3 separate regions of the Homo sapiens genome follow, and regions 1 and 2 are each linked to region 3. The links are chromatin loops, found by intact Hi-C in ENCODE. Cell type or tissue: heart left ventricle. All regions are shown on one strand.

Region 1 (8,000 bases), 170 kb before region 3:
CTAAAGGAGCATATTCTAACCCAATGAAAGGAAGCTATGAACCTTGATAAAACATTCCATGCTCATGGATAGGAAGAATCAATATCATGAAAATGGCCATACTGCCCAAGGTAATTTATAGATTCAATGCTATCCCCATCAAGCTACCACTGACTTTCTTCGCAGAATTGGAAAAAGCTACTTTAAAGTTCATATGGAACCAAAAAAGAGCCCGTATAGCCAAGACAATCCTAAGCAAAAAGAACAAAGCTGGAGGCATCACGCTACCTGACTTCAAACTATACTACAAGGCTACAGTAACCAAAACAGCATGGTACTGGTACCAAAACAGATATATAGACCAATGGAACAGAACAGAGGCCTCAGAAATAACACACATCTACAACCATCTGATCTTTGTCAAACCTGACAAAAACAAGCAATGGGGAAATTATTTCCTATTTAATAAACAGTGCTGGGAAAACTGACTAGCCATATGTAGAAAGCTGAAACTGGATTCCTTCCTTACACCTTACACAAAAATTAACTCAAGATACATTAAAGACTTAAATGTAAGACCTAACACCATAAAAACCCTAGCAGAAAACCTAGTCAATACCATTCAGGACATAGGCATGGGCAAGGACTTCATGACTAAAACACCAAAAGCAAGGCCAACCAAAGCCAAAATTGACAAATGGGATCTAATTAAACTAAAGAGCTTCTGCACAGCAAAAGAAACCATCATCAGAGTGAACAGGCAACCTACAGAATGGGAGAAAATCTTTGCAATCTATCCATCTGACAAAAGGCTAATACCCAGAATCTACAAAGAACTTAAACAAATTTACAAGAAAAAAACAACCCCATCAAAAAGTGGGCAAAGGATATGAACAGATACTTCTCAAAAGAAGACATTTATGCAGCCAACAGACATATGAAAAAATGCTCATCATCACTGGTCAGAGAAATGCAAATTAAGACCACAATGAGATACCATCTCATGCCAGTTAGAATGGTGATCATTAAAAAGTCAGGAAACAACAGATGCTGGAGAGGATGTGGAGAAACAGGAATGCTTTTACACTGTTGGTGGGAATGTAAATTAGTTCAACCATTGTAGAAGACAACGTGGCAAGACATTGTGCACATGTACCCTAGAACTTAAAGTATAATAAAAAGAAAGAAAATGAAAAGGCAAACAACACAGAAAATATTTGCAAATACATAACAGAAAGACTTGTGAAGAAAATACACAGACTGCTCAAATCTCAATATAAAAAAAAAAAAAGAAAATATACAACCCAATTAAAAAATGGGAAATGGATTTGACTAGCACACTAGCAATGAATACATACAGATGGTAAATAAGTGCATGAAAATATGCTCAACATTATTAGTCATTAAGGGAAAACCACAATGAGGTACCACTACATAGTTATTAGAATGAGTAAAATTTTTTCAAACTAACAATATCAAGTGCTAGTGAGAACACAGAGCAATTGAGTCTTTCATACATTGTGAGCGGGAATGCAAAATGGTACAGCCACTTTGGAAAATAGTTCGGCAGCTTTTACGAAGTAAAATATATACTATATTTAACATGCATCCCAGGAATCCCACACCTAGCTATTTACCCAGGAGAAACAAAAACTTATGTTTGTACAAAATCTGTGCAGGAGTATTTGCATCAGTTTTATTTACAATGGCCAAAAACATAAACAACTCAAAAGTCCAGCAACAGGTGAATTGGTAAACAAACTGATATATCCACAAAATGGTATACTACTCAGCAATGAAAGTAAAGTACTAACACAACACAGAGGAATCTCTCAAATGCATTATGCTAAGTGGAAAAAAATCAGACTAAAAAGCTGCATACTGTATAATTTCATTTATACAACATTCTGGAAAAGACAAAAAAAAAATTACAGGTACACAAAACAGATCAGTAACTGCCAGAGATGAGGGTGAGGAGAGGGGCTGACTGAAAAAGGAGCCAAAAGAACTATCTGGATTGATGGAACTAATCTATATCTCAATTGTGATGGTAGTTATACAATTGTGTGCACTTGTCAGAAATCATACAACTGTACGCTAAAAGGGGTGAATTTTAAATTTATAACTTTATCTTAAAAAATTCCAAGTGTCAAAAGGAAATACAACAAAAACATTTAGTTTTTGAATACCTCACAACTATGGCAACAGAGTCCAACCGAGAAGTGATAAAGGCCTTCGTGATTTCTGGTGCATAAGTGTCTAATAGGTGGGGTTCAGTTGATTTCACAAAAGGAACAGATGCTACCATCCTTTGCCACAGAGTTAATAAATAATGAACACTGTTAGGAGCAAATTCCCAGTGCTACAAAGAAATAAAGCAGAAGTTATTTAAAATATTACATCTTCCTACAATAAGAATTACAGAATAAAATTACTAAACATACATTTTTAAATTAACTTTTATTCTTACTATAAAACTAATGAACACATAATATAGCAAATTTATAAATGCAAAAAAGTATAAAGAAACCAACATCTCTATTATTTTACCACCCAGAGTAACATTAAAATATTACTCTACTTCCCTCTAATCATTCCATGAATATTTTTCAGAGTTGACATCCTGTGAAAAACATGGTTTTATAATCTCTCCCTTAAAATTATTTTAAAAACTTTTCTATAATATAATCTGTAAAAATTTTATTTCTTCACATAGATTTTATTATAGTTTCTCAAGCCATTATTCAATTATTAGATATTTAAATAGCTTCTCAATTTTTATTATATACATTTCAATGAATTTTTTTACCTAAAACCCTGTAATGAACATTTCCAGCAAAGTAATCAAATTAATAGATATTTTTCAAATACCCCCACCAACCCTTACCAAGAAGCTGTTTTAAAACTGGCTACAGTTTAACATAATTACATATTTTTACCTACCTGTAGGCTAGTAATGGTAAAATTAGCAATCAATCTAATAACTTCAGGATATTCCTTCACCATAACTAATTCTCCCAGCTGATAATTTGTCTTTAAACGAGCCAAAAATCGACAAAATTCATGATAATTACCTGGATCAGACAAACCCTAAATTATGAGACAAAAAGAAAGGCTTAAAAACAAGCCAACCTATGGACAATAAAATCAGTAAAACCCCAAAGCATCTTAAGTCTCCCAATTTTCATGAGTACTTAAAATACTCTGTGTCAATTGGGTAGTTAACAATGTAAAAAAATAGAGGGATTCTTGCTAGGTCTAGTTTTGTCATCAATGATTAATAACAAGGAATCCAAAGTAGAGGCCTTGGAAGAAGATCTGCATCACAATGACTAAATTATAATTTTGGGGAAGCTATTATAGTACACAAAAGTTGTGTGTGTGTGTGTGTGTGTGTGTACTGTGGTTTAAACAGAAGTCAACAAAGGACCTGGAAAATACTTAAGATTAAAAGTAAACTCTAGGAAAGAACAATACTCACCAGACTGAAATGGTATGTATGAGCACACAAATAACAGAAATTTTCTTAATTAAACAAATATTTATTGAGTATCTACAGGCACTGTACCCTCAAGCAACTCCGTGTCTCTCCATGTCTCTAGACAGTCATTCAAACAAATTACTGCAATGTAAGGAATAAAGTTGAGCAAATAACTAAAGTTGAGCAAAAACAAAATTCACCCAGGTAAATTTTGGAGGAGTATAGATTAAAAGGAAGTAACAAAAAAGGTCTGCCCAGTTGTCTGTAAGCTCCTTGAAAACAGTTTTAGTATGCACTGTAGCTGGGATGAAACAGAATTCAAAAAGTATCTTTGTAAAACTGAAAGTCTCTAAGCAATTTCATTCATAGGAGCTCCATGAAATATATAGAAAATAGTACCTATTAAAGAAAAATAACCAAAAAAATTTTGTAATCATACATCTTTAAAACATGTTTGTGATTCTAAAACAATCTAATATTCATACCAACTTTTACAGCCATGAAACATTAACGTAAGGATGTTGGAAAATCATTTAAGAGAAATTATCAGGAATCGGCATATTATCTTCCACCTATTGGTTGATGATAGTGAGTTAAACAACTAAACATTTTAAAGTATATTGGTAAAATCCTCTTTATCAGCAAAACAGAAAATTTCACAACTATACTAACATTGAAAAGATAAAATAAATGCATAACCCATAAAACACTTCTGAGAATATGCAAAAACAATTGCTTTTTGTAGAACATTCTTACTGAAGATATATGTCACCCCCCAAAATTTATTAATAACCAAGAGAATTAGGTAAACCTCCTTAAATCATTTAACCTTTAAAAATCTGTATTTTACAGATATTTTAAACCAAAATCAAAATAAAAAGTAAAACAAAATATTTTATGTAAGCACCCAAATTACTCAATAGCAGCTTTGCAATTCTCTGAAATGAATATTGGCAATGAAGCTCTAAAGTTAATGCAGAAAAAATTTTAAAATCTACAAACTCTTACTTGTCCACAAGAGGGCAAGAAAACATAATTTCATAATTTAAGGCCACTTGCTCCAATATTAACATTCAGATTTATATTATGTCTTCTAGTTCATAAGGTGGACATACTGAATTAATCACTTCAGTAGTTTAAGAGCAAGCAAAGAAATGTAATACAATGGTAAAAGACAGAAGCATAGTAAGATAGATAATCTCTAGTCATATTTGCCTAAAAGAAAAAAATAAGAGAAACACAGAAGTCAGCCATGGAAACATCCATTTTTAAAAACTACCCATCTCCACCACAAATGAGATCTAAGGGCTGAGCATGGTGGCTCATGCCTGTAATCCCAGCACTTTGGGAGGCCGAGGCAGGTGGATCATTTGAGGTCAGGAGTTGGAGACCAGCCTGCCCAACATGGTGAAACCCCATCTCCACTAAAAATACAAAAATTAGCAGAGGTGGTGGGTGCAAGCCTGTAATCCCAGCTACTCAAGAGGCTGAGGCAGAAGAATCACTCGAACCCGGGAGGTAGAGGTTGCAGTGAGCCAAGATTGCACCACTGCACTCCAGCCTGGGCAACAGAGCAAGACTTGATCTCAAAAAAAAAAAAAAAAGCTCTAAGGAAGATATATATGATACTAAATGTTTTCTTCCAGAATCATAATAAATTCATGATGAGTTTATTATGTGCCTTTAGCTGAAAAACTGTATCTCTATATGCTAAGTATTAAATTACTTCATAAATACCTGAGGGTTTTCAAGTATCCTTTTTACTCCCTTAATTAAATTACCAAGGTACTTGGCACGTTCAGGACTGTTAAATAAGGACCTTCTTGTCGAAGCAAACTGAACTAAACATGAAAGTGCCTAAAAAATACCAAAAAAATTTCATTTCAATTTTCAAAGTATCTGTGGCCACATGTAAGGAATACTAGTCTTTACATTTAAAATGAATTTAATTTTAATGCATTATAGAATATAACGCATTATAATGCAATATAGAATATAACGCATTATAATGCAATATAGAATATAACGCATTATAATGCAATATAGAATATAACGCATTATAATGCAATATAGAATATAACGCATTATAATGCAATATAGAATATAACGCATTATAATGCAATATAGAATATAACGCATTATAATGCAATATAGAATATAACGCATTATAATGCAATATAGAATATAACGCATGATAATGCAATATAGAATATAACGCATGATAATGCAATATAGAATATAATGCATTATAATGCAATATAAAAAGCATTATAGAACATAAAATTAATAAAAGCTAAATATCATCAACCACTCCCACCACCCACAATCCTTCTACCCCATCATAAAAATTCCTATTTGTATGTATTCCCCTCTAATGTTTTTTCATTAACAAAATCAGCCAGTTCAAGGCCTGTACATGCTATACATTTAATAGGCTCTCAATTGCTTATGATATCTAGTTCCATTTTCTAATGAATCAGGTTTTCTACCAAAAAGAAAATATGGTTTTGTGGTACAGTATGTTTGGGAAATAGTGCACATTATGTACCGTGGTATCCTGTTGGGGGGGGCAGGGGGAACCTGTAATGTAATCCAGCATATTCCAAATTTAATTGGTCAAGGAATATTTTACACCATCTATTAGCATCTTAAAAAATGGTCTGAAAATGGTGCTGGAAAAGGTAGGTACTTTACGGTGAGAAAAGAGACAAAAATCAAATGACGCCCTTTTTAGATGTGCTCCAGTTTGCCACAGCCCCTACCATGAGAACCTAAAACCCAAATTAAAAACAAAAACAAAAACAAAAAACTCCTTAGGAAACTCAGAAGTACAAGTATAGGAACCACTAGCGTACTAAAAACACCTGGGGTTGGGGGCAAAAAAGACCTGTGTTTCAATCTCAATGCCAATATTTTCTTTGTTGCCCTGGGGGAAGTCACTTAGTCAATCTGGGTCTGTTTTCTGTTTTTCTGGGTCTACATAGTAGGGATTTTTATCATTTACCTTTCAGGGCCACTTTGAGGATTAAGTGAGATAAGTATCATACAATAAATAGGACATGTCCAATAAATGTTCATTACTATCTCTCAAAGCAGTTGTTTTCTACTTTATTTTTTAAGCACTAGTACCTTTTTTGTTTTATCCCAAAACATAATTACATGAAACCATGGTTTTTACACAACTAAAAGCAAGACTGTTGCGACTAAAAGACAGAAGGCTGTGGCCCCAACTGGAAACATGAGGTACCCTGAGAAACCCAGTTTAAAAAGCACTACCTTAAACTCTAGATTCAAGAGAAGACATGTTTTTTTAAAAAGGACATTTCTGTGAATGCTTTCCTCCCTTTTAGGCAATAAGATACCTAAACAAACACATCACTGATATATACTTTAAATATGCAATATGTTTTTCAGAAAATGGCAATATTAGAACTCCCCAGCTTTACAAGTTTAAACTTAAACTTACAATTTTTAATAACCTTGACAGATTTGTTTTAGGCTCCGCAAAGATGGAGCTAAGAGTCTCAAAGTTGTATACAACTACAGAGTATCAAGAACTTTTTAAGCATGCAATAGAATTTACACTGATTCAAAAAATAAATAAATAACTGGCTTGATGAACACAATTCAAGTGAGTAGATCCCCTTCATTTCTTATTCAGAGATCTGAAGGGGACAGCCTGTCAAACCTAAGACATGGAGCCAGGCAAGGTTGAGGAAGAGTTAGAGAAGGGTAGTAGAAGGGAAAGTCCTTGTGTGGTGGTCAGCTGCTGGACTTAGGCCCTATGGGAACTGAGTAGGAAAAAAATATGTATTTAGGGATTGGTAGGTTGTCCTGGCTCTGGGCAAGAGCTAAATCAACAGTTACTGGTTCTAGGCTCACCCATGAAATAAAATGTAACGTTGACAAAACAAACAAAATTTGACAAATAGTTTAAGCAGTATACATCCCAGAAAATATAAGAACTTACTGTGAAAAGTAAACTCAATTGAATATATAAACAGAATTTTTGAAGTAAATATATACCACCCCTTATTTACACAGGTATTTTTTAACGAAATAACGAATGACTTTTACTTACTAACTGAGATAGTAGTGGTGGAAGTGAATGATACAAATTGAAGAAAAGATCCAATGTTTCTGGTTCCAGGAAAACTGGGAAAAAAAATTATTTTCTAACACCATTACTTTCAATTCAGTGATCTTAACAAAGTAAGACAATATCACACAAACTGAGAAATCCAAGGCCTCTGCATGTGGCCATTCCTTCCAGTTAGGCCTATTTTTAATTCCTAGCTATTTTCCTTTGAAAGATGAAATAATACAGAGAGAAATTAACTAGCCAGGCTCTTCCTCATGTAGCACTTCCTCTATGTAGCACTACAGTTTGAACTGGGAGAATCTTCTTACTATTTTCATTTGTATTCAAGTAATATAAACATTGAGAATTCAAACAGTATCAAAAAGTAAACAGTACTAAAAAGCTTACAATAAAAAAAAAACTGTACCCTATCCCATTCCAACTGCTTTTCAACTTAGC
Region 2 (8,000 bases), 150 kb before region 3:
TGCTGTATTCAGGAGACCCATCTCATGTGCCTTTGTAAATAGCCTACACACATAGGCTCAAAATAAAGGGATGGAGGAAGATTAACCAAGCAAATGGAAAGCAAAAAAATGCAGGGGTTGCAATTCTAGTCTCTGATAAAACAGACTTTAAACCAACAAAGATCGAAGGAGACAAAGAAGGGCATTACATAATGTTAAAGGGATCAACACAACAAGAAGAGCTAACTATCCTAAATATACATGCATCCAATACAGGAGCACCCAGATTCATAAAGCAAGTTCTTAGAGACCTACAAAGAGACTTAGACTCCCACACAATAATAGTGGGAGACTTTAACACCCCACTGTCAATATCAGAGAGATCAACGAGAAAGAAAATTAACAAGGATATTCAGGACTTGAACTCAGCTCTGGAACATGCAGACCTAATAGACATCTACAGAACTCTCCACCTCAAATCAACAGAATATACATTCTTCTCACAACCACATCGCACTTATTCTAAAATTGACACATAATTGGAAGTAAAGCACTCCTCAGCAAATGCAAAAGAACCAAAATCATAACAGTCTCTCAGACCACAGTGCAATCAAATTAAAACTCAGGATTAAGAAACTCACTCAAAACTGCACAACTACATGGAAACTGAACAACCTGCTCCTGAATGACTACTGGGTAAATAACAAAATTAAGGCAGAAATAAATAAGTTATCTAAATCCATTGAGAACAAAGACCCAATGTATCAGAATCTCTGGGACACAGCTAAAGCAGTGTTTAGAGGGAAATTTATAGCACTAAATGCCCACAACCAGAAAGCTGGAAAGACCTCAAATCGACACCCTAGCATCACAATTAAAAGAACTAGAAAAGCAAAAGCAAACAAATTCAAAAGCTAGCTGAAGACAAGAAATAACTATGATCAGAGCAGAACTGAAGGAGATAGAGACACGAACAACCCTTCAAAAAGTCAATGAATCCAGGAGCTGGTTTTTTGAAAAGATTAACAAAACAGATAGACCACTAGCCAGACTAACAAAGAAAAAAAGAGAGAAGAATCAAATAGACACAATAAAAAACGATAAAGGGGAGATCACCACTGACCCCACGGAAATACAAACTACCATCAGAGAATACTATAAACACCTCTATGCAAATAAACTAGAAAATCTAGAAGAAATGGATAAATTCCTGGACACACATACCTCCCAAGACTAAACCCAAGTTGAATCCCTGAATAGAGCAATAACAGGTTCTGAAATTAAGGCAGTAATTGGTAGCCTACCAACCAAAAAAAAAGCCCTGGACCAGACGGATTCACGACTGAATTCTACCAGAGTTACAAAGAGGAGCTGGTACCATTCCTTCTGAAACTATTTCAATCAACAGAAAAAGAGAGACTCCTCCCTAATTCATTTTATGAGGCCAGCATCATCCTGATACCAAATCCTGGCAGAGACACAACAAAAAAAGAAAATTTCAGGCCATTAAACCTGATGAACATCAACTCAAAAATCCTCAATAAAATACTGGCAAGCCAAATCCAGCAGCACATCAAAGAGCTTATCTACCATGATCAAGTCGGCTTTATCTCTGGGATGCAAACCTGGTTCAACATATGCAAATCAATAAACATAATCCATCACATAAACAGAACCAATGACAAAAACCACATGATTATCTCAATAGAGGCAGAAAAGGCCTTCAATAAAATTCAACCCTTCAGGCTAAACACTCTCAATATACTAGGTATTGATGGAACATATCTCAAAATAATAAGAGCTATTTATGACAGACCCACAGCCAATATCATACTGGATGGGCAAAAGCTGGAAGCATTCCCTTTGAAAACCGGCACAAGACAAGGATGCTCTCTCTTACCACTCCTATTCAATGTAGTATTGGAAGTTCTGGCCAGGACAATCAGGCAAGAGAAAGAAATAAAGAGTATTCAAATAGGAAGATAGGAAGTCAAACTGTCTCTGTTTGCAGATGACATGATTGTATATTTAGAAAATACCATTATCTCAGCCCCAAATCTCCTTAAAGCTGATAAGCAACTTCAGCAAAGTCTCAGATACAAAATCAATGTGCAAAAATCACAAGCATTCCTATACACCAATAACAGACGAACAGAGCCAAATCATGAGTGAACTCCCATTCACAATTGATACAAAGAGAATAAAATACCTAGGAATCCAATTTACAAGGGATGTAAAGGACCTCTTCAAGGAGAACTACAAACCACTGCTCAAGTAAATAAGAGAGGATACAAACAAATGGAAAAACATTCCATGCTCATGGATAGGAAGAATCAATATTGTGAAAATGGCCATATTGCCCAAAGTAATTTATAGATTCAAAGCTATCCTCATCAAGCTACCACTGACTTTCTTCACAGAATTAGAAAAAACTACTTTAAATTTCATATGGAACCAAAAAAGAGCCCATATAGCCAAGACAATCCTAAGCAAAAAGAACAAAGCTGGAGGCATCATGCTACCTGACTTCAGAGTATACTACAAGGCTACAGTAACCAAACCAGCATGGTACTGGTACCAAAACAGATGTATAGACTAATGGAACAGAATAGAGGCCTCAGAAATAATGCTCTACATCTACAACCATCTGATTTTTGACAAACCTGACAAAAACAAGAAATGGGGAAATGATTCCCTATTTAATAAATAGTGTTGGGAAAACTGGCTAGCCATATACAGAAAACTGAAACTGGGCCCCTACCTGACACCTTATACAAAAATTAACTCAAGATGGATTAAAGACTTAAATATAAGACCTAACATCATAAAAACCCTAACCTAGGCAGTACCACTAAGGACATAGGCATGGGCAAAGAATTCATGACTAAAACACCAAAAGCAATGGCAACAAAAGCCAAAATTGACAAATGGGATCTAATTAAACTAAAGAGCTTCTGCATAGCAAAAGAAACTATCATCAGAGTGAACAGGCAACCTACAGAATGGGAGAAAATTTTTGCAATCTATCCATCTGACAAAGGGCTAATACCCAGAATCTACAAGGAACTTAAACACATTTACAAGAAAAAAAAACCCCATCACAAAGTGGGCAAAGGATATGAACAGACACTTCTGAAAAGACGACACTTATGTGGCCAACAACCGTATGAAAAAAAGCTCATCATCACTAGTCATTAGAGAAATGCAAATCAAAACTCAATGAGATACCATCAAAGGAGACAAAGAAGGGCATTACATAATGTTAAAAGGTCAATGCAACAAGAAGAGCTAACTATCCTAAATATATATGCACCTAATACAGAGGCACCCAGATTCATAAAGCAAGACTGCAACTCACGCCAGCTAGAATTGCGATCATTAAAAAGTCAGGAAACAACAGATGCTAGAGAGGATGTGGAGAAATAGGAACGCTTTTACATTGTTGATGGGAGTGTAAATTAGTTTAACCATTACGGAAGACAGTGTGGCAATTCCTCAAGGATCTAGAACCAGAAATACCATTTGACCCAACAATCCCATTACTGGGTATATACCCAAAGGATTATAAATAATTCTACTATAAAGACACATGCACACATATGTTTACTGCATCACTATTCACAATAGCAAAGATTTGGAACCAACCCAAATGCCCATCAATGATAGACTGGATAAAGAAAATGTGCCACATATACACCATGGAATACGATGCAGCCATAAAAAAGGACGAGTTCATATCCTTCACAGGGACATGGATGAAGCTGGAAACATCATTCTCAGCAAACTAACACAGGAACAGAAAACCAAACACTGCATGTTCTTACTCATAAGTGAGAGCTGAACAATGAGATCACATGGACACGGGGAGAGAAACATCACACACCGGGGCCTGTTGGGGGTTGGGGGGCTAGGGGAGGGATAGCATTAGGGGAAATACCTAATGTAGATAGATGGCTGGTTGATGGGTGCAGCAAACCACCATGGCACATGTATACCTATGTAACAAACCTGTACATTCTGCACATGTATCCAAGAACTTAAAGTATAACAATGAAGAAAATATGGTTGTACGTACACATACGCGCAATGGAATATTTAAAAAAAAAAAAGAAGAAGAAGAAGAAGAAATGTGCCAAGCCCAGATCCTGATTCTCCTCCCACGGAATGTATTATAAAGAAACACTGCAAGCAATCACAGTGCTCTGCCAACTTTCTGAGTTTCTCTAAAACCTGGTCTTGATACAGACTGCCAAAAACTTTGTGATCCACAGCCCAATTATTTCCGGAGCCATAAGTATCAGTGATGAGCTGTTTGGTATCAAATACATCTCTCAGTGGTCCCTGCAGAATTTCATTCACTATCCCTTCTACCATGTCAATCAAGACAGCTGGTATCCACATTTCTAAGGAAGCTGCTTATTGCCTCATAATAGATTCCTTTCTGGCTGACCGCGGCGTGCTCCCTTAGTGCCAGGTCCCAGAAGCAGCAGCCAATCTGGTTTTCGCACTGGCCAACCAGTATGACCACCAACTGGGTCATTCTGGTGCATAGTCAGCTGGGGGCGCTTGTGAGCCGCGCCGGCCTCTGCATTGGGCCTGCAACCCAAAAGGCCTGTATTGTTTCTTGTTATTGTTGTTTGAGACAGAGTCTTGCTCTGTCACCCAGGGTGGAGTGCAGTGGCACGATCTCAGCTCACTGCAATCTCTGCCTCCCGGGTTCAAGCAATTCTCCTGCCTCAGCTTCCCCAGTAGCTGGGATTACAGGCGCCCATCACCACGCCCATCTAATTGTTGTATTTTTAGTAGAGATGGGGTTTCTCCATGTTGGCCAGGCTGGTCTCGAATTCCTGACCTCAGGTGATCCCCCTGCCTCAGTCTCCCAAAGTGCTGGCATTACAGGCGTGAGCCACCTGGCCCAGTCAAAAAAAAGCCTGTTTTTTTATGAGTCCTGCTGTGTATCCATTGTTGAGAATCAATTCCTCAAACCACCTATATTTTATTTGTAAGTGAATAAAGGTTTGTTTCTCTTTTGCATATATTTCTTATGGTTAGCATATTATGACATATATGAGGTAAAAGAACAATTCTCCAAGTGCCCATGGGAGCAAGAACCATGTCTAATTCTCTGTTCTTTGTAATACTCTGTACTATTGCAGATATCTTCAATAACAATGAAAATATTCCACCACTTAATTAGCCCATCAATAAAACAGATACACACACAAAAAACTTGATTATTCAGAGTTTTATGCCACAAAATGAAGGCTGTCTATTTTGCCACAAATAAAAGCAGAAAAGAAACAGCATTACTTAAGCAAACTCAGGCTCCTGTTAGATGGAAAGGCTCGCTTACCAGGTTCATTTCCTGAGTCAATTCAGAAAGGATTATTACTCCTATTATGCAGTGTTCCACAGTACCCTTTGGAGAAAATAACAAAGTTTAGCCTAAGTGGAGACAAGTGATTGGTTCTTAATGTATATACCAGGTAACATTTACAAACAATTAAAGACTGAAACACCACATTTACTCAATAATAAAATGGAAACAAAATTATAAAATATAAAGAAAAATCGCTATGAGTTCTATAAACAAAAGAATTTCAAACCTATTTTTTGAAAGATAAATTTGGATACACAGAGCTAAATGGGAAAAAGCTCCTCCCTTATAAATGCATGATACTCAACAAAATGTTTCCAGCACTTATAGGACAAATAATAAACTAAGTTTCAAAATACAAGAATTTAGCTTAATACCTTTTATAAGACCAAGAATAAGAATAAGCAAAAAATGCTTTTAGCTCTATAATTTGCTTAAAGCCTATTGAGATAGAGACACTCAACAATAAATAAATAATAAGTAGCTTAGGCACTAATTCAAATCTCTTGTTCTAATATCAGATAGGATCACTTAGGCTCTTTTAACATTAATTGTGCATGTATATGAAATTGTTACATACCTATAATGATGGCATGTAAAGTACACAATGCAATGAGATAAATACATGACTATCTATATAATGTTTTTAATTTAATCAGCTTCCAATTTAATCTCAAATTTTCCATCATTAAAATTCAGACTTTATATGCACATTACTAACAAACTACCCTTGTGTGAAATCATACTGGAATTATGAAAATCATAAATGCAGCATCCAATTACATTGCAATCATTTTTAAAAACTGACACAGAAGATAGATACACTTTTCAAATCTTAATTTTATAGTTGGTCATTCCTTTTAACTATCACAGAATTCCATTATCACTGGATGTAATTAAATTCAAATTATCTCAGAACAAAAAAAGGTCTCACAATTTTTGCATTTTAATTATTTATGGCCTTTCAAGACAGTCTGAGTGTCTGAACTGAGCTCCAGATTTCCTACACACTGAAACATCCATCCTATGTGTACACCAGGTTAATGTTCCCCAAAGTGTGGTACCCTGACCAATTGCTAGAACCAGCTGATTGATGACCTACAAACTCAATTCTAATTTGAAAATAGTTTGTTACTCGTCCATGACAAAATAAAGAGCATGTAACAGATTATAAAACAGCTAAGTCACAAAGTACACTAGGTCAGCTGGCTTTTTTGTCATAGCAAGTCTTTCTCAATGAAGAAGGCACTATGTTCATTTACAGTCTTACATAAGCTCCTTATCTTGCTGAAGACCGGTAATTTGAATAGCACTGCCCTAAATGACAGTAGGATCTCCTGAGTATATCAGTAGAAAGGAGACACATAAGTATGTTTGGAGTGTGGCAGCAAGAGGGCCATAATAATAGAAAAAAGAGAATGCACAAAAGTTCAGGCTGTTAAAGATGTGACAAACTTAAAATAACTTTTAGGACAAAATTCACAAAAGCTGCTAATACTCAAAGGAACCATATGATAATATTCTAGAAAACTAAAACACTAAAGCCAAAATTGACTTTCTCATGATGCAGGGTTAGGTCAAGCCATATATATATATATATATATAAAAAACACGTACTAACTATTCTATGGTGATACTATTATATAATAAACTTTCAAGCTAAAACATGTTGTTTCTTTTGGTCTTCCAGAACTGGTAAAGGTACATTGAATCCCAACTTAAGTTGAGCTTACTGGCCACTAAAGAGGGAGCTTGAGAAATGTTAGCCAACAAGAATTTCATTCAATTTCAACCCTGACTTTATTTTTAAAGAACTGCATGGTCGCCTCTTGTCTACTCAAATAAATCTTGATGAACAATCTTAGTAAAAGACAAAAGGGGGATGCTACTGTGCTTGCCAAACTTACAAATGCAACTCTGAAGTGTGAAGCTCATACTTGTCCTGAATAAACTATCCTTCTGCCCTAGTATAAACTGATCTCCTCAGAGCTAAGAACACTTATTCCTGTGGAGTTCTAAATGATCAAATATTTGTTAACCAGGTTTTAACAACATAGATAAGACAGAAGCAGCATAACCTAGCATTTCATATTCTGAGGTTTCCAGCACTGCACTATATGATGAAGTTATATCTTAGACAGGGGTTGAATTTTAAAGTTACTGCATAAAAGTAAAATCTCCGAAAGTCAAAATTGCCCATACTCAACCATGAACCAAAACTGAACCATCTATTAATCAAAACTGCCAATTTTTCCTCAAGAATACTAACAGAGCATGGATTTTTCTTTTTTTTTTTTTTGAGACGGAGTCTTGCTCTGTTGCCCAGGCTGGAGTGCAGTGGCGCAATCTCCGCTCACTGCAAGCTCCGTCTACCGGGTTCACGCCATTCTCCTGCCTCAGCCTCCCGAGTAGCTGGGACTACAGGCGCCCGCCACCACGCCCAGCTAATTTTTTGTGTTTTTAGTAGAGACAGGGTTTCACCGTGTTAGCCAGGATGGTCTCGATCTCCTGACCTCATGATCCGCACGCCTTGGCCTCCCAAAGTGCTGGGATTACAGGCATGAGCCACCACGCCCAGTCCAGATCATGTTTCTTTAGCTGGACATCAGATAAAATAGTTCTCTTCTACTTGGGAATTACGTTT
Region 3 (8,000 bases):
CCGGGGAACCAAGATCCAGAGGAGGAGATGTGAGCATACAGCCTAACGTAGGCTGAGCTGCACAATTTGTTCATTCAGCAGTGGAGCCAGTGTCTCTTGGAGCAAAGGTGGGAGCTAACCCTTGAGCAAATTTTCTTGGATCTTCTGCAGATATTTGCTTCTGAGGGAGGCAATTTTGGTGGCCTGGCTGAAATTGGCTTACAGTGCAAGAGAAATACCTCCTTTGGCTAAAACTACTTTTCTTTTCTTTCTTTTTTCATTTTTTTTTTTTGAGACAGAGTATCGCTCTGTCTCCCAGTCTGGAGTGCAATGGCACAATCTTGGCTCACTGCAACCTCCACCTCCAGGTATAAGTAATTCTCATGTGAAACACCCCTGAGTAGCTGGGATTATAGGTGCCTGCCACCACATCCAGCTAATTTTTGTATTTTTAGTAGAGACGGAGTTTCACCATGTTGGCCAGGCTGGTCTTGAACTCCTGGCCTCGAGGGATCCACTGGCCTTGGCCTCCCAAAGTGCTGAGATTACAGGCATGAGCCACCACGCCCGGCCTGAAACTACTTTCCTTTAGGTATATAAGGAAACACCAACTAAACCTCTACCAACAGACAAATCCATGAGTGGATGTGGTCGGTGGTGACTGTCCCAGCTCTTCCACTTAGGCTGTGCTCCCCGCATGTTCTGAGCAGGTTACATTGCGTCCTGACCACAGCTCAGTGCCGCAGGCATTGCTATCACTCCCCGTGCCAGTCAGGGCCCTTCAAGAGCAGATGCCAAGATGGGGTTAGATGTCCCCGAGATGTATCGGGCAGGAAGTCCATGAAGGTAAAAGCGGAGGGTCGGTGTGGGTCTGGCATCTGTAGAAGGAGAGACTGGGTAGAAAGAGCCACAGACAGCACTGCGGGGAACTACCCTCCACGAAGCAAGTTGCTTGTTGGAGGACTCGGTGTCCAGCAGGAGTGGCCTGGAACTAAAGCCCCCTGGTGGCCAGTCCCTTTCTGGGCACAGCCTGGGGGATTTGGTGGCCAGGCCCCTGCAGCAGCCATCCCAGCTCCCCTCCCTGGGGTGGAGTGGGGTGACCATAGGAACATCGTCACCCCTACTCTGAACGCTTACTCAAGACAAGGTCAGGCAGGTTCTCTTGAAGGAGGTCCGAACAGCATTTCTGTGGCTTACAGATTAGGAAACTGAGGCAGAGAGGTCCAAGTGTTTTGGTGGCTGCTGTTGTGAGGAGGCATACATGAGCCTTTGAAAGATTCTGAGATCATGGAACAAAAGGTTTTTGTCTCTTAGATCCAGATTTCAAATAATTCACAGTCTTTTCATTGTTGATGTGGCCTGGTTAATGTCACTACTCATTCTGATTGTCAACTTTCATTCCTGAAAGGCTGCTGGGTGACAGCAGGAATGCCTCTGCACTGTTGGCCCTGTGGGCATTGGATAAGCCTGGGTGCTGGGGCAGGCGCCAGGCCAGGTCCTGGGTGGCCTCTGTAGTGAAATGCAGCCCTGGTTACCTCCAGCCTCCATCTCTCCTGGGGAGATTAACATTATTGAATCTCTACAACATCCTAGAACACCCTAGACAGGAGGTCTTTTTTTTTTTTTTTTTTTTTTTTGAGACAGGGTCTCACTCTGTCATCCAGGCTGGAATGCAGTGGCAAAATCATGGCTCACTGCGGCCTTGAACCCCCGGGATCAAGCAATCCTCCAGCCTCAGCCTCCCAGGTAGCTGGATCAGCAGATGCGCACCACCGTGATCAGCTAATTTTCTTCATTTTTTTTGTAGAGTTGAGGTCTCACTAAGTTGCCCAGGCTGGTCTGGAACTCCTGGACTCGAGCAATCCCCCCGCCTTGGCCTCCCAAAGTGCTGGGCTTACAGACATGAGCCACCGTGTCCAGCTGACAGGAGGTCTTAACATCCTTGTTTTTCGGACGAGGAAACTGAGGCGTGGAGAGGTGGAGACTTACACAAGATCATAGAGCGAATAGAGGGCAGAGCTGGAGTCTGAAGTCAGTCTGACCGACCATGAAACTCACATGTCATCCTGACACCATTCCAATCCTGTGAGGTAAGGATTATCATCCCTGTTTCATAGATGAGGAGACAGGGGCTCAGAGAGGGGGACTTATGTTCTTGAGGTCACACAGCATGTCCATCGCAGCAGTGGGGCTGGAGCCCAGCTTCTCAGACTCCAAGGGCCCCAGGAAAACCTTTCATCCTGTTTCAGCCAAGCGACTGCACTCAGAGGAAGGCACAGGCCCTGGGATGACGGGAACCTTTTGTTCTCTGGTCCCTGATTCCTGACCCCAGTCCCCACCTCCAGCTCTGTGGAGCTGGCAGACGGAGGAACAAGGAGGGACATCCTGCCTTTCCTGCCCCTTTGTTCCATGGTCTGGGGCCCTGACTCTGCAATACCAGGGTGATCACTGAATCAAGAATTAGGAGGCTGGTCCACGTCTTTGTGTCACTCTCCTGACCTTGGGTCACTGATTTGTAAAGTGCGGAGGTGAGGATGCAGCGAGGGGAAGGCTTTGGCACCAGCTTGGGGTTGTAGAACCACATGGGGCAATGCGAGTATTATTATCTTTGTGTTGTCTTCCTCCTGCCCCATGGCCTGGCCTCAATGCATCTGCTTGTCTGCAGCCCCAACCAGCGTGGAAAGCCACCTGGCAGGCCGCTTCGGACCTGCAGTGGGCCCCCACCCCCCATGCCCCCCCATCCCCTCCGGTGGCTGGTCTGGCCTGATGGAGCATATTTCTCACAGCTCTCTTGCTCTCCAGCCCTCCCCTCACCGAGCACTCTGCCCCCACCCTGCTTAGGGGAGAGTCTGTGACCCCCAGAGCAGGCTTCTGTGCTTCATCCCCCAGGGGAAGATTCCAGAGCAGACAACTCAGCTGCCTTTGTGACTGAAACCGAGAGTAAATGAAGGAATATTTATGAAGTCTCTGCAACTTGCCAGGTGCTTTCACTATGCAACCCTCCCTGCAGCAGTCCCGAGAATGTGATCCTGAGTTTACTTCTGATGAAAGCAAGGCTCAGAGGGGCCACCTGCCTAAGGGCGTGCAGCTGGAATGCGGGGAGCCAGGACTCAAGCTCTGGTCTGTCTCATTCACTTGGAAGCCAGGCCCCTTTCCTCCCTCCCGCTCTGCGTGCAGGAGCTCCGTGGTGGGGCAGCTGCCCCGAGGGAAGGTCCTTCTGACCGCCAGTGTCTGTGGCTGGCTGTCCAGGAAGCAGAGCCAGGACTGGCAGCTTGGGCTCCGAGGACTGCCTCTTCCTCTTGGCTGCCAGGGAGTTTCCAATCATCAGAAGAAACAGACTCTGGGAACAGCTCTGCCACTTGTCCCAGCCCTGCCCCAGCCTCTGAGCAACTGGAGCCCAGATGCCCTGGCCCACCCTAAGCTATCCATAAGCACAGGTGGGCCTGAAGGAGGCTCCCTGCTGGGCGTGGGCGAGGGTCTTGGCCTTCTAGGTGGGACCCTGCCTGCCAGGGGACAGCCTCTTAGGTGGGTGGGAAAGAGCTCTGTACTTGGGGTCACAAATGTGGCTTCTGGCCCTGCTCCACCAAGGGCCAGTGCGTGATTTTAAATAGATCTCTTCGCCTCTCTGAGCCTTAGTTTCTTGGTCTATAAAAAAATGGGACCCTAACCTCTCCTCACTGCGGTGTGGGAGGGAAAATGAGTCAAGGCAAGAAAGTGCTGGAAACTGAAAGCCCTGGGCAGGACCTGCTCCATAATTTGCCAAGTTCAGGGCAAAAATGAAAAGGTGGGGCCGGGCGCCCTGGCTCACACCTGTAATCCCAGCACTTTGGGAGACTGAGGAAGGCAGATCACTTGAGGTCAGGAATTTGAGACTAGCTTGGCCAACATGGGGAAACCCTGTCTGTACAAAAAATACAAAAAATTAGCCAAGCGTGCTGGCGCGCCTGTAGTCCCAGCTTTGCAAGAGGCTGAGGTGGGAGGATGGCTTGAGCCTGGGAGGTGGAGGCTGCAATGAGCTATGACCGCGCCACTGTACTCCAGCCTGGGCGACAGAGCGAGACCCGTTCAAAAATACATAACAACATAGCATAACATATAAAATAAAATGTAAATCAAAAATAAAAATGAAAAAGTGGGTCCCCTTGTTCACAAATTGTGAATTTCAAGGCCGCGGTGGCGGAGCGTTAAACCAAGCTCAGGGTCGCACGCCCTGAAGCCGGCGCTGGGCTGGAGTCCGGAACTGTGGAGGGTCCCCGCGGAGCCGCCGCTTTGGCTCCCTGGCCCGGACCTGACATCCACGCGACGGATCCCGGCGCATTCGGCGAGGCGCCGGCTCCATCTAGCGGCTGATGGCGAACAGCACCTGCCGCTCACACGCTGGTGGGCCTGGGGGCGCCTCAGACTCACACCCGCGGCTCGGTTTTCATCCCTCTCCATCGGTTACCACGTTCTCTCCATGGTCCTCCAGGGTCTCTCACTTGCTCCTGCCCTGTCATGAGTACTTTGGTCTACTCATTCGCCCACTTCCCCTGTTTTCTCGGGTGGTCCAGGAGGGCGGTGCGGTTCCTTGAAGTTCCCACGGTCCCTCGCAAGCTGTTCTCTTGCGGTCTCTGGAGGCACCCTGCCTGCAGCCCCTTTCCAGCCTGCAGCGCCATCTCACGCACCACCCCCTCGGAGCTCTTCTGTGGCTCTCTGCCACCTGCCGGGCAGGCCCGTTTCCTTCGTCCGGCATCACACCCTGCCCATCCCATCCCTCCCGCCTGTCCCACCCTGCGGCGTCCCATTTCCGCGCCAACCCGGCTATCAGCCTTCAGCGTCCCTGGCAGCCTCTGCCCCATGCACACCACTCCCCTGAGCGAGACTTCCCTTCTCCTGCCCGCGTTTCCCCCGGCCCACCTCTGACAGGAAGCCTTCCAGGATTACCAGAACCCCCAGGGTTGTCCTCCCTTTGTGTGAACAGCAGGGGGGAGGTGTCGGAGACAAAACGCCTCTGTTGGAGTGGGAGGTAGCCAGAGTAGGGGCGCGTGTAGAATGGGCTTTGGGATTGGACCAGCTGACCTGAAACCTGTCTCCATCACTTCTGAGTCGGTTTCCTTGTGGATAAAGTGGGACATCAAATGAAATAGGATTTTTTTTCTTGGTGAGAATTAAATTAGATAATTTATATTAGGCATTCAGAGTGGTGTCTGGCTCATTATGAGCACCGAATAAACGTTGCTATGGTCATTATCATTATCATTATTAAGTTCTGAACCCATTAATTACTGGCAGTGCGACCTCGGGCTGGTGGTTTTACCTTATTGAGCTCTCCCTGTCTGGAAAAAGGGGAGTTTATTTCTATTTGTATATCAGAGGGTGGTTGTGTTAGTAAATTAGGTGCTGTTCTTCGGTGCTGACAGTAGAAGTTGCTCCAGAAATGCTGTCCCTCTCTCCACCCTGCTCTGACCACCCATCAGAGTGCCCTCGCACAGTTCCTTCTTGGTTATCTAGAATCATCTAATTTTGGTACAGATTTGTTTTTTTTTTGAGACAGAGTCTCACTCTGTCACCCAGCCTGGAATGCAGTGGTGAGATCATGGCTCACGACAGCCTTGAACTCCTGGGCTCAAGCGATCCTTCTGCCTCAGCCTCCCGAGTAGCTAGGACTACAGGTGCGCTCCACCACACCCCTAATTTTCTTCATTTTTTTGTCTCACTATGTTGCATAGGCTGGTCTAGAACTCCTGGGCTCAAGTGATCCTCTCATTGTGGCCTCCCAAAATGCTGGGATTATAGGCCGTGCCCAGCCTGATACAATTGTTAAACTTCTGTGTTTCTTCAACCAAACATTAACACCCTGAAGGACATATTTTGGTTTTAATGGGTATGTTAGTCAAGGTTCTCCAGGTAAACAGAACTAACAGGATGTGTGTGTGTGTGTGTGTGTGTGTGTGTGTGTGTGTGTGTGTGTGGAGAGAGACAGATGGACAGACAGACACATCCCCAGAATCATTTATTTATTTTTATTTTTTTGAGACGGAGCCTCGCTCTGTCACCCAGGCTGGAGTGCGGTGGCGTGATCTCGGCTCACTGCAAGCTCCACCTCCCAGGTTCACGCCATTCTCCTGCCTCAGCCTCCTGAGTAGCTGGGACTACAGGCGCCCGCCACCACGCCCAGCTATTTTTTTTTTGCATTTTTAGTAGAGACGGGGTTTCACCGTGTTAGCCAGGATGGTCTTGATCTCCTGACCTCGTGATCCGCCCGCCTTGGCCTCCCAAAGTGCTGGGATTACAGGTGTGAGCCACCGTGCCCGGCCAGACTGATTTATTTTAAGGAATGGGTTTATGTGATTGTGGGGACTGGCAAGTCTAAAATCGAGACCCAGGGAAGAGTTGATGTTGCCGTCCCGAATCGCGTGGCGGTCTGGAGGCAGTGTTCTCTCTTCCTTGGGGGACTTATGTTCTCTCAGTTGAGGCCTTCAACTGATTGGATGAGGCCCACCCACATTATGGAGGATAGCTTGCTGTACTCAAAGTCTACTGATTTAAATGTTAGTCTCAGCTGAAAAATACCTCCACAGCAATGCCAAACAGACTGATGTTTGACCAAAAACTGGTTACCATGGCCTTGCCAAGTTAACACATAAAATTCGCTATTACGGTGGGCTAGCATTTACTACATAAGGACTTTATCCCCTTTATTCATTCCTCCTCTGCCCCCCTTTCACCTCCCCGCTTCCTTCTTTCCTCCTTTTACTTTCTTTCTTGACCACAGCAAGTTTAGTGTTCTCTCTTGCTCTTCTGCTTAGAATCCACATTTGTCTGTCTTTCCCCGGCTCTCCCCCAGCACTTGCCTAGTCTGTGTCATTGTGAACAGTGAGGGGCTTTGACCCTCAGGTAGAGCAGGGAGCGGGTTGGGGTGGACTGCATACTCTTCGTTCTCAAACCCCTGCCTTAAAATCCTTGTCCCCCTTTAGGCGTTCTCATGGACACCAGCTGAATATAGTTCACACTGGAGGGAAGAGTGACACAGGATTGCAGACCTCTGTTTCTCGCCTGCACTAGTCTGGATAAGGGGTCCCGACTGGGCTTTGGGATGAGGGCAGAAGGGGTAGACTGGAGTTGGCAGGCTTCCTGCTGGGAGTAGAGAGTGATGAGATGTAGCTGGAGAAGCATGGCGGGGAATAAAGTGGCCAGAAGAAACACTAGAGGGTTAGACGACGGGGCTTATTAATGGAAAGTGTCAGGTTGCAAGTTACAGAAAGTTCAACTAGAATTGCCTTTAAAAAGTGAATTTCGGCCTGGAGTGGTGGCTCACGCCTGTAATCCTAACACTCTGGGAGGCCGAGGCAGTCAGATCACCTGAGGTCAGGAGTTCGAGGCCAGCCTGGCCAACATGGCGAAATCCTGTCTGTACTAAAAATACAAAAATTAGCTGGGTGTGGTGGCATGCACCTGTAATCCTAGCTACTTGGGGGGCTGAGGCAGGAGAATTGCTTGAACCTGGGAGGCGGAGGTTGCAGTGAGCCAAGATCGCACCACTGCACTCCAGCCTGGGCAATAGAACGAGACTCTGTCTCAAGAAAAAAAAAAAAAAAAAAAGAAAAGCAAATTTCTTGATATTTATGGATACGTGCAATGAACACTAGAAGTAAATGTAACTTCATATGAAGCTTGATCTGCAGTTCAATGACATCAGCAACCCATTCTTTCATCCCTCTGCCTTGAATCACTGTGGTCTCTTTACCTACATTTCTAGCTTGGCTTCCCTGCAGATTACAGAATGGTGGCCTATAGGTCCCAGGGCTCTGTGTTTTTCATTCATGTCAGGCAGGACAATGAGCAACTTTCATTGTTCTCAGTAAAAGCCCTAACATTCCATGCTATTTGCGTGAGTTTAGGTTTTAAGCCTATTCCTAAAATTTCACTGTGGCCAGAGGCATGGGAGGTAATGATTGGCTTAGTCTTGGTCCCTATGTTTTATTCTAGAACTGGGACCTGTAGCATATCATGGGTCTTCAGGATCCTACCCGGTGGGGCTG

What was found. A loop is a pair of places that touch in the nucleus more often than their neighbours do. Peaks named below come from ENCODE experiments on the same cell type or tissue, not always from the same donor. Only the 100,000 strongest peaks of a DNase experiment are listed, where the experiment ranks them.
Region 1: a loop joins it to region 3, with 2.3 times the contacts of the local background. A loop is called at or near these places in 10 of 110 quality-filtered maps.
Region 2: it touches region 3 in a loop (3-fold over the local background); 5 of 110 quality-filtered maps call a loop at or near these places.

What each region holds. Positions count from the first base shown.
Region 1 is chr5:170,913,782-170,921,781 of GRCh38, reverse strand. It overlaps RANBP17 (RAN binding protein 17), which reads right to left. Exons shown (of 28, transcript NM_022897.5): 8 at 7,542-7,615; 9 at 5,198-5,317; 10 at 2,923-3,069; 11 at 2,169-2,341. Among named protein-coding and RNA genes, the nearest start is that of RANBP17, 56 kb to the right of the region's middle. In heart left ventricle, a CTCF peak has its summit at 4,444 (motif pointing right); no DNase peak of the experiment used is centred here.
Region 2 is chr5:170,893,448-170,901,447 of GRCh38, reverse strand. It overlaps RANBP17 (RAN binding protein 17), which reads right to left. Exons shown (of 28, transcript NM_022897.5): 5 at 5,333-5,398. It also overlaps the pseudogene LOC100419059. Among named protein-coding and RNA genes, the nearest start is that of RANBP17, 35 kb to the right of the region's middle. In heart left ventricle, a CTCF peak has its summit at 4,542 (motif pointing right); no DNase peak of the experiment used is centred here.
Region 3 is chr5:170,740,980-170,748,979 of GRCh38, reverse strand. LOC107986473 (a long non-coding RNA gene) reads left to right here. Exons shown (of 3, transcript XR_007059044.1): 2 at 1,787-2,069; 3 at 2,869-3,608. Among named protein-coding and RNA genes, the nearest start is that of GABRP, 39 kb to the left of the region's middle. RefSeq lists enhancers at 2,189-2,947, 2,948-3,707, 4,467-5,226. In heart left ventricle, CTCF peaks have their summits at 998 (motif pointing left), 4,140 and 4,339 (motif pointing left); DNase peaks (open chromatin) are centred at 1,439, 3,299, 4,289 and 4,759; H3K4me3 peaks cover 1,117 bases; H3K27ac peaks cover 4,225 bases.